Regions from separate parts of the Homo sapiens genome. Here region 2 is linked to region 1. A link is an interaction called in ENCODE POLR2A ChIA-PET data of the cell type or tissue named here. Cell type or tissue: OCI-LY7. All regions are shown on one strand. Each heading gives the region's core, and the rest is flanking DNA. Links, peaks and the distances in the headings are about the cores only. Region 1 overlaps CCDC88C-DT (CCDC88C divergent transcript). Region 2 overlaps CCDC88C (coiled-coil domain containing 88C).

Region 1 (4,390 bases), core at 265-4,264:
GCTAAGTGCTAAACATTATGATAAGCACTTTAAACAAGACATGAACCTGCTCTCAAGAAACAGTAAGAGTGCCAGATGTGGTGTCTCATGCTTGTAATCCCAGTACTTTGGGAGGCCAAGGCAGGAGATTGCTTGAGCCCAGTTCAAAACCAGACTGAGCAAATATAGTGAGACCCCATCTCTACAAAAATCTAAAAATTAGCTGGGTGTGGTGGTGTGCACCTGTAGTCCCAGATACTCGGGAGGCTGAGGTGGGAGGATCACTTGAGCCCAAGAGGTCAAGGCTGCAGTGAGCCATGATCATGCCATTGCACTCCAGCCTGGGCAACACAGCAAGACACTGCCTCAAAAAAAAAAAAAAAGGAGTAAGAAGTAATCACAGATAAATTTAAACCTTTCGCATTTTTAAAAGTTATGTGCAGACAAGTAAAAATAATAAAAGTTCAATCATTTATTATGATGCTAGATGCATCTGAAACTGGATAATACGATATAGTTGTTTTTTTTTTCTTAAGACAGAGTCTCACTCTAGCGTGATCTCAGCTTGCTGCAACCTCGGCCTCCAGGTTCAAGCAATTCTGCCTCAGCCTTCCGAGTAGCTGGGACTACAGGCATGCACCACCACACCCAGCTAATTTTTGTATTTTTAGTAGAGACAGGGTTTCACCATGTTGGCCAGGCTGGTCTCGAACTCCTGACTTCAATTGACACACCTGCCTTGGCCTCCCAAAGTGCCGGGATTACAGGTGTGAGCCACCACGCCCGGCCATACAATATAGTTTTATGTCATAAGACAACCTTACATGAAACCTTACTAGAAAATGCATAAATTTGGGGTCACCAGATATATGGGTTTGAGTCCTGGCTGTGCCATCTACTAGCAGTGTGACTTGAAACAAATTCTTAATGTCTCTTAGCAAAGGTTTTCTTGTCTACACAGTGTGGCTCCTGCTACCTCCCTCCCAGGAATGCTGTCAGAATGAGGAACAATCTATGTAAAGCACCTGGTACAGCCTAAGTGTTCAATGAAAAGTGGCTTTTTTGATCGTTGAAATTATTAAATTGTTGCATTTATAGCACTTGATATTTTTCAAAGCATTTTCACTTATACTGTCATTTGTCATAAATCTCAATGGAAAAGAGAGTCTAATTAATGTGATCTGCCTAAATTGGCTGAGCAAATTTAGATTTGGGACTAAAAGCCAGGCATCCTGAATGGTTCCATGCTTTCTCTTCCTGATCACAGGCGCTGAAGACATAAGCTGTATTGTAAAGCTATGTGTTAGCTCAGAACTACGTCTTCAGTGACAACATAATGAAGACTAGACGTGACCCTTGACTTTAAGAGCTTGATCGTGCATAGGAGGGACAGCATCTTGGAAAGCATGTATAAGGTACAGAAATAGTACAATGGAGAGTGTGTTTACACCTTAACTTCTTTTGGGGAATTGTGAAAGGCTTTGCTGAGGATGTGATATTTGGCCAGAGTACTTAAGGCTGAATAAAAGCTTGTCCTGCAGATAGGTGGGAAATGTTGCACGTGGTGACTTTCTGGGGCCGCTGTCATGAGGGTGATAAAAAAATTTTACTAAGATAGTTGTCAGTGAGGAAAGGCAGATTTATTAGAGAAACTAGGAAAACATGTTGCAAGGAAGCAATGGGCAGGTCAGCAAGAGAAGAGCTGACTGCAAAGAGACGAAGGCTTGCTGGGGATTTTACGGTATGCCGCTTGTACTGTGTGCTGAAGAGAGCTTTGTGCAGTGCTGGTAATGCCAAGGTTGCAGTGAGCTAACTTGCATTTTTCTATCAGCCGAAGGTCTGCTGATAAGTTGGGTGCAGGAAGATTATGAGTTATTCGTGAAGGAGGGCTGTGTGTCCTGGACCATAAACAAAGGCTGACTTACAGCTTATCTGCTTTCTCCTTTTGCTTTCCCCTGGTCCTGCCAAGCCTAGCTCCTTTTCCCTTACTAGGACTCACAGTAAGGACATTCGAGGCAGAGGGCACACCATGTGGAAAGGCATGTGGGAACCACAACATTGCCGAGACACAGAGGGAGGTGATGTTACTGGGATATGGGGGAGGTGGGCAGGGCCCAGCTTGTGAGAGGGCCAGTGGGCTCAGTCCAGGAGTTTGGACTTTATCTTAAGGAAAGGTGGGAGCCAGCAAAAGGGCTAAAGCTGGAATGGGCCTTGACTAGGTTTGCTTTTCTTTTTCTTTTCTTTTTTTTTTTTTTTGAGACAGACTCAGTCACCCAGGCTGGAGTGCAGTGATGCAATCTTGGCTCACTGCAACCTCCATGATATGGTTTGGCTTTGTGTCCCCGCCCAAATTATCACCTTGAATTGTAATAATCCCCACATGTCAAGGGTGGGGCCAGGTGGAGATAATTGAATCATGGAGGCGGTTTCACCCATACAGTTCTCATGGTAGTGAATAAGTCTCACGAGATCTGGTGGTTTTATAAATGGGAGTTCCTGCGCACAAGCTCTCTTGCCTCCCGCCTTGTGAGATGTGACTTTGTTCCTCATTTGCCTTCTGCCACGATTGTGCGACCTCCCCAGCCGTGCGGAACTGTGAGTCCATTAAACCTCTTTCCTTTGTAAATTCCCCAGTCTCGGGTATGTGTTTATTAGCAGTGTGAGAACAGACTAATACAGTAAATTGGTACCAGGTAGTGAGGTGTTACAGTAAAGATACTCAAAAATTTGGAAGCAACTTTGGAACTGGGTAATAGGTAGAGGTTGGAAGAGTTTGGAGGTCTCAGAAGATGACAGGAAAATATGGGAAAGTTTGGAACTTCCTAGAGAGTTGGAGGGCTCAGAAGACAGGAAGATGTGGGAAAGTTTGGAACTTCCTAGAGAGTTGTTGAATGGCTTTGACCAAAATGCTGATAGTGATAAGGACAATAAGGTCCAGGCTGTGGTGGTCTCAGATGCAGATTAGGAACTTGTTGGGAACTGGAGTAAAGGTCACTCTTGTTACTTTAGCACTAAGAGACTGGCAGCATTTTGCTCCTGCCCTAGAGATCTGTGAAACTTCGAACTTGAGAGAGATGATTTAAGGTATCTGTTTGGAAGAAATTTCTAAGCAGCAAAGCATTCAAGAGGTGATTTAAGTGCCGTTAAAAGCATTCAGTCTTGGCTAGGTTTGGTGGCTCACACCTGTAATCTCAGCACTTTGGGAGGCCAAAGCTGGCGGATCAGTTGAGGTCAGGAGTTCCAGACCAGCCTGGCCAACAGAGCAAAATCCTGTCTCTATTAAAAATATAAAGATCAGCCAGGTGAAGTGGTGTGCTTGCACCTGTAATTCCAGCTACTTGGGAGGCTGAGGCACAAGAATTGCTTGAACCTGGGAGGCAGAGGTTGCAGTGAGCAGAGATTGTGCCACTCCAGCCTGGGTGAGACTCAGTCTCGGAAAAAAAAAAAAAAGTGAGACTTAAAAAAGGTGAGACTCAGTCTCAAAAAAAAAATTCAGTTTTATGTATTCACAAAGACATGGTTTGGAATTGGAACTTCTGTTTAAAAGGGAAGCAGAGCATAAAAGTTAGGAAAATTTGCAGCCCGATGATGCCACAGAAAAGAAAAACCCATTTTCTGAGGGGAAAATTCAACCCACTGCAGAAATTTGTGTAAGTAACTAGGAGCCAAATGTTAATCACTAAGGCAATGGAGAAAATGTCTCCAGAACATGTCAGAGGTCTTCATGGCAGCCCCTCCCATCACAAGCCTGGAGGCCTAGGAGGAAAACATGGTTTCCTGGGCCGGATTCAGGGCCCCGTTGCTTTGTGTAATCTGGGGACTTGGTGCCCTGTGTCCCAGCCGTGGCTGAAAGGGGCCAATGTAGAACTCAGGCCATTGCTTCAGAGGGTGAAGCCCCAAACCTTGGCAGCTTCAACCTGGTATTGGGCCTGTGGGTGCACAGGAGTCAATAATTGAGGTTTGGGAACCTCTGCCTAGATTTCAGAGGATGTATGGAAATGCCAGGATGTCCAGGTAGGGGTGTGCTGCAGAGGCGGTGCCCTCATGAAGAACCTCTGCTAGTGCAGTGTGGAAGGGAAACGTGGGGTCAGAGTCCCCACACAGAGTCCCCACTAGGGCACCACCTAGTGGAGCTGTGAGAGGAGGGCCACTGTCCTCCAGATCACAGAATGGTCGACCTACCAACAGCTTGGACTGTGGGCCTGGAAAAGCCACAGATACTCAACACCAGCCAATGAAAGCAGCCAGGAGTGGGGCTGTACCCTGCAAAACCACAGGGTGGAGCTGCCCAAGACCATAAAGACCCACCTCTTGTATCAGTGTGACCTGGATGTGAGACATGGAGTCAAAGGAGATCATTTTGGAGCTTTAAGATTTAATGACTGCCTTGCTGGAGTTTGGACTTGCATGG
Region 2 (4,353 bases), core at 1-4,000, 140 kb before region 1:
CTGGTTTTAGCCCAAACTCTGGTTCTCAGCCCACCTTCACCTCCCTTCTGGAGCTATTTGGTGCCTTCATTTCCTGAATGCCGGTGGTGGCAGTGGGTTCTGAGGCCCCATTGCAGTTGGGCCTCTGAAGGGCTTCCTGCCCAAAGTCCTTGGCTGGTAAGCACAGCTGCATCTGTGCCACCAAAGCCTGTCAGCAGCCTCACCCCTCTACTCACCACCTCTCAGACTGAGAGGGAGAGCAACCTCTCTGATTTCCGAGAGCCTGGGGTCTTCAGGAAGGACACTAGGCCCGACGCTCATGGCTCTGGAAGGGCCTGTGACTCACCTTTGGTGCGGCCTGGGTGCCGGGCGATGGGGGTGGAGTTGGAAGGGGCTGTAGTGGTGGCTGAAGTTGAGCAAGTCCGGGAGCCCAGCTCCGAGGGCCAGGACCTCATGGCCAGATCGGTGGAGGCATCTGTGCGGTCAAGGCTGCCTCTGTGTGGGGAGCCTCGCTTTGGTTTTAGATCCCCAGGGCCTGAGGCAGAAGAGGACATTGAGAAATGAGGCTGCCAAGTCCTGTACCCAGGCTGGGAAACCACACCATGGCCTAGAAGCAGGGCAGCAGGGCATGAGGACCACAGAGACAAAAGCGGGGCTGCCACAGCTCTCGGGCTGCAACTTAAATGGGGCCTGGCGGGGCAGGTGGGGGCAAGAGGGCTTGGCTTCAGGTGGTGTCAGAGGCCCCATGAGGATGGCTCTGGCTTTAATGCTGGGGTCATACTGCCAGCCCTGAGAGGCTGGGAGGAGACAAAGGGAGCCCCTGAGGGGATAAACTGTTGGTAAAAGTCACACATATTCACTCTAGGACACATCTCCTGTGTAACACTGTCCGGAACTCCAATCCCTGACTTCCAAGGATCCAAGCCTGTAGCTGAGGATCCGAAGGTCCTGCTAACCTGACTCACTAAGGACTTCAAATAGAAGTTTATTGCTAACCTCACAATATTCTGTTTTTTCAAAAAGGGAAGCCTTAATCTCTGCATGGTGAGACGAACTGCAAGAAAATTTTTACCTTGTGTCTTGTGCTTTTCTGAAATCTCTAACTTTTCTACCATGAACATAAACTCTGGTCAAAATTAAATAAAAACATATAAAATCATAAAAGAAAAACAGCCCATAAAACCAAGTACCCCACAGGAAAGAGGACAGGCTCTCCCAACACAAGATAAAAATGAACATGGCTGGCATTCCTAAGAGCTGACAAAGCACTTTGCAGAGCGTCCCACTCCGTGTGCAGAGCCAGGACTCACTGTTGCAGTTCGGCTTCTCCACCCATCAAGCCGTCTGCCCTCCCAGCCACTCAAAGTCTGGGCTCACTGTGCAGTTTTAAGTGCCCAGAGCTGATGATTTGAAATCAAGGGGAAATTTGGATTTTGAAAGATAACCTTGATGAGAAGCAAGATTCAAGTCTGCCTGAATCGGGACAGGTGGAATGAATCGGGACAGGTCATCCTACAGGTGAAGCTAAAATGAGGATCCACAGGGGAGGCAGAGATGAGTGAACAGTTAGCATGAGCAGCGAACAGAGAAAGCACAATTCCAACAGCATGCGCGGAAGGCAGGTCTGGAGGACCCGGCACCACGGCAGCCCAGGGTTCCCAGAGCGAGGCTCATGAGATGAAGTCAGTGGCACATTAACCGACTCTCATATTTTAGTAATTATGTGTTTATTCTTATGATTACCTTGTTTTTATGATGATATGTGTGTTTTCCACTTACAGGACTGATACTAATCTTTCCTTTTAATACATTTAACTACAAACTGTGAATCAATGTAAGGGAAAACATGCAGGTAATCATATTTTTGTAGGTAATCATAGACGGTATCAGGATATGACAAAAATAACGGAGGTGGTACAGGGATGGCTAGAGACAGGAAATGCTCCATAGGTAATGGCCTAGCTGGCCGGCTGGCATTTTCCCTTGCTCGAGGCATGATTTGTGTGCTGATGTTCTTTCTGTCTCCTGCTGTTTTAACTTCAGCATCCAAGATGTCATAAAACCACAGCACAGTCATAAAACTTCACTCTGGGCTGAACTCTGTCTGGGCAAAATCAATCCAATTAGTCAAAATGCCTGAATGGAGCAATCAATCCTTCAAAACAGAACACATTTTATAAGGGCCTTACCGGAAAAGGCCCACAACTCAGTGCTCTGACAAAGGAAGAGGAGAAAAGGGCAGCAGTTTTAAATTTAGCTGCTTAAAAATAAGTCTTAAAAAAAACCCTCACTTGACAGAGGCTGTACATTTTAGGAAGTGCAGCAACCACCCGCCAGTGCTGCTTGACACACGGGCAAAACATAAGCTCGCAGGTGCAAGAGACGGGAGGGGGGCACGGCCACTCGACTTACTTAGTACGGACATCCTGGCCCAAGGACATGTGCACGTATATCCTGAGGCTCCCCCTAAAACTGTGTTGTGCTGAAGAAATGGTCCAGGGAGTGTGACAACTCATCTTCTATTTTGAAATCAGAATCCACGCTGGCTACTTTAAGCTTGAAATTGGGGGCAGGAGGAGGGGTCCGCTATCGGCCATCTGGCCTTTTAGACGCTGGCTTTTTTTGTTTGTTTGAATTTCGGAAATGAAGGAGGGTACACAATACAGACACATGATAAAGGAAAGGGATTAGAAATCTCCAATGTCGGAGAAAGAGAGAGGCTCGTTAGGAGAGGATGGGATGTCGGAGGAAGACCAGAACCGCAGGCGTTTAGAGAGAGCTGGGTGGGTCGTTGGAGACTTGTCTTTGTCCTTGTTTTTGCTTTTCAAAAAGGGACTCTTTTTGCGCGGAGGTGCTAAATTGTTATCAATCGGATAACCCAAAGGAGGAAGGAAAAAGAAAACACAAATAAATGAAATGAACAATAATGACAAATGAATCGAAATTAGCTAAATGTACTTAAGAAATCAGAATCCCGTCTTGCCCAGGAAAGATGAAAACAGTACACAGTACTCAAGAACAGAATCAGGGCTCAGTAATCATCTGTGCTCTGACTCAATTAATTTAAAGGCACCTGAACGCCAACAATTTATTTCCTCAGCGTGTGAGGAGAATTACATACTGCCCAAGGAGCCAATGGTCTGGATGATTTTTCGGTTTCAGTGTGCCAAATTATTAAACACTAATGCTTATTAATTTAGGGCCCAACTTCTCTTACTCATCCATTTTAATGATGGGGTCCCTAACAGCTCAGCTCACACAATCCTCCCGTTCCCACTCAAAGACCTTGGGAACATTCAATGATCCGTTTCAGGGCGCTGTAATCAAATACTCTACCTGAAGTATTCACTAATGATTCTGTATCTCTAAAATAATCTTTCGGCAGGATGAGTTTTAAAATAATTTAAATACCTCCTTTGCATACTAAAAAAAACCCTTCAACACCAAGAATCATGATTTCCTTTTAGATCTTCTATATACATCCTCCACTCCAATCCTCCACTCCTTAGCCTCTAGTGTCTTAACAAAGCAGACAATTGGGCTAACTTCCTAAACTGTCTTATAGTAACATTAATCGACCTAACCAATTTCTGATGTAGGATTAAAGTTGATACCAGGATTTCCATTATTTCTTCCTCCACAGCACCACCTGGTGGCCACAGTGGCTCACACCACAGAATAAGGGACCAACTTATTCAAGGCTGGTGTCCTTGTGGCCAGTTCAGGGCTAGGCTCTTGTTCGGCATCTTCAGGGACCCAGAGAGCTTTAACTGGAGGCAGTCCATGCAGTTAAGTGCATGCAGTTAAGAGCTCAGGCTCCGGAGTGCGGCCGACCTGCATTTGGGTCCCACTTACCCAAAGCAAATGTTTTACACTGCTGAGCCTCACTTTCTCACCTCTACACAGGGGAGGCCACGTCCACCTGCCTTGATAGGGTCGTTAGGATTCAATGAGATGCATAAAGCACATAAAGTAGTTAGAGGGTGCTGGGCCCAGAGGGAGCACCCAAGACATGGTGGCTGCTAGTGAACATGATCATGGTTTACAGACCTGCTTGCTCACGGATCACTTTGGACCAGTCAAGCATTTTTTTCTCTGAAAGTTTTCCTAACTCAGACTGATTATAGTTAATTAATTCCACTTAAAGAGTAATACAAGTTGAGATGACAAATGTCCAAAAATTAAACAGGAGCCAATATAAAAACCTGAGGCAACAGAACCCCTCTAGCTTAAAAAAAGTTAAGCTTCTCATTTACTTGCATGTGAGGCCTCTAATTTTTTTCCTTCTCACCCTGTCTTACGGTGCTGACTCTATCTAATCTTATCCCCATAAAGAATGACAGTGTGTTAGTCCCTGAACAATGTGCGTGAACA

What was found. ChIA-PET counts read pairs that join two places held together with the same protein. Peaks named below come from ENCODE experiments on the same cell type or tissue, not always from the same donor. Only the 100,000 strongest peaks of a DNase experiment are listed, where the experiment ranks them.
Region 2: POLR2A ChIA-PET joins it to region 1 with 6 read pairs; 2 of 35 experiments call an interaction of 5 or more read pairs at or near these places.

The regions. Positions count from the first base shown.
Region 1 is chr14:91,423,328-91,427,717 of GRCh38, forward strand. CCDC88C-DT (CCDC88C divergent transcript) reads left to right here. Exons shown (of 3, transcript NR_184261.1): 3 at 1,247-1,532. Among named protein-coding and RNA genes, the nearest start is that of CCDC88C-DT, 7.3 kb to the left of the region's middle. In OCI-LY7, for the core only: a CTCF peak has its summit at 4,130 (motif pointing left); DNase peaks (open chromatin) are centred at 2,504 and 4,134; H3K4me3 peaks cover 2,235 bases; H3K27ac peaks cover 1,519 bases.
Region 2 is chr14:91,283,004-91,287,356 of GRCh38, forward strand. CCDC88C (coiled-coil domain containing 88C) reads right to left here. Exons shown (of 30, transcript NM_001080414.4): 26 at 326-514. Among named protein-coding and RNA genes, the nearest start is that of GPR68, 40 kb to the left of the region's middle. RefSeq lists a silencer at 167-373. In OCI-LY7, for the core only: a CTCF peak has its summit at 3,622 (motif pointing left); DNase peaks (open chromatin) are centred at 138, 686, 2,318 and 3,638; H3K4me3 peaks cover 1,404 bases; H3K27ac peaks cover 4,000 bases.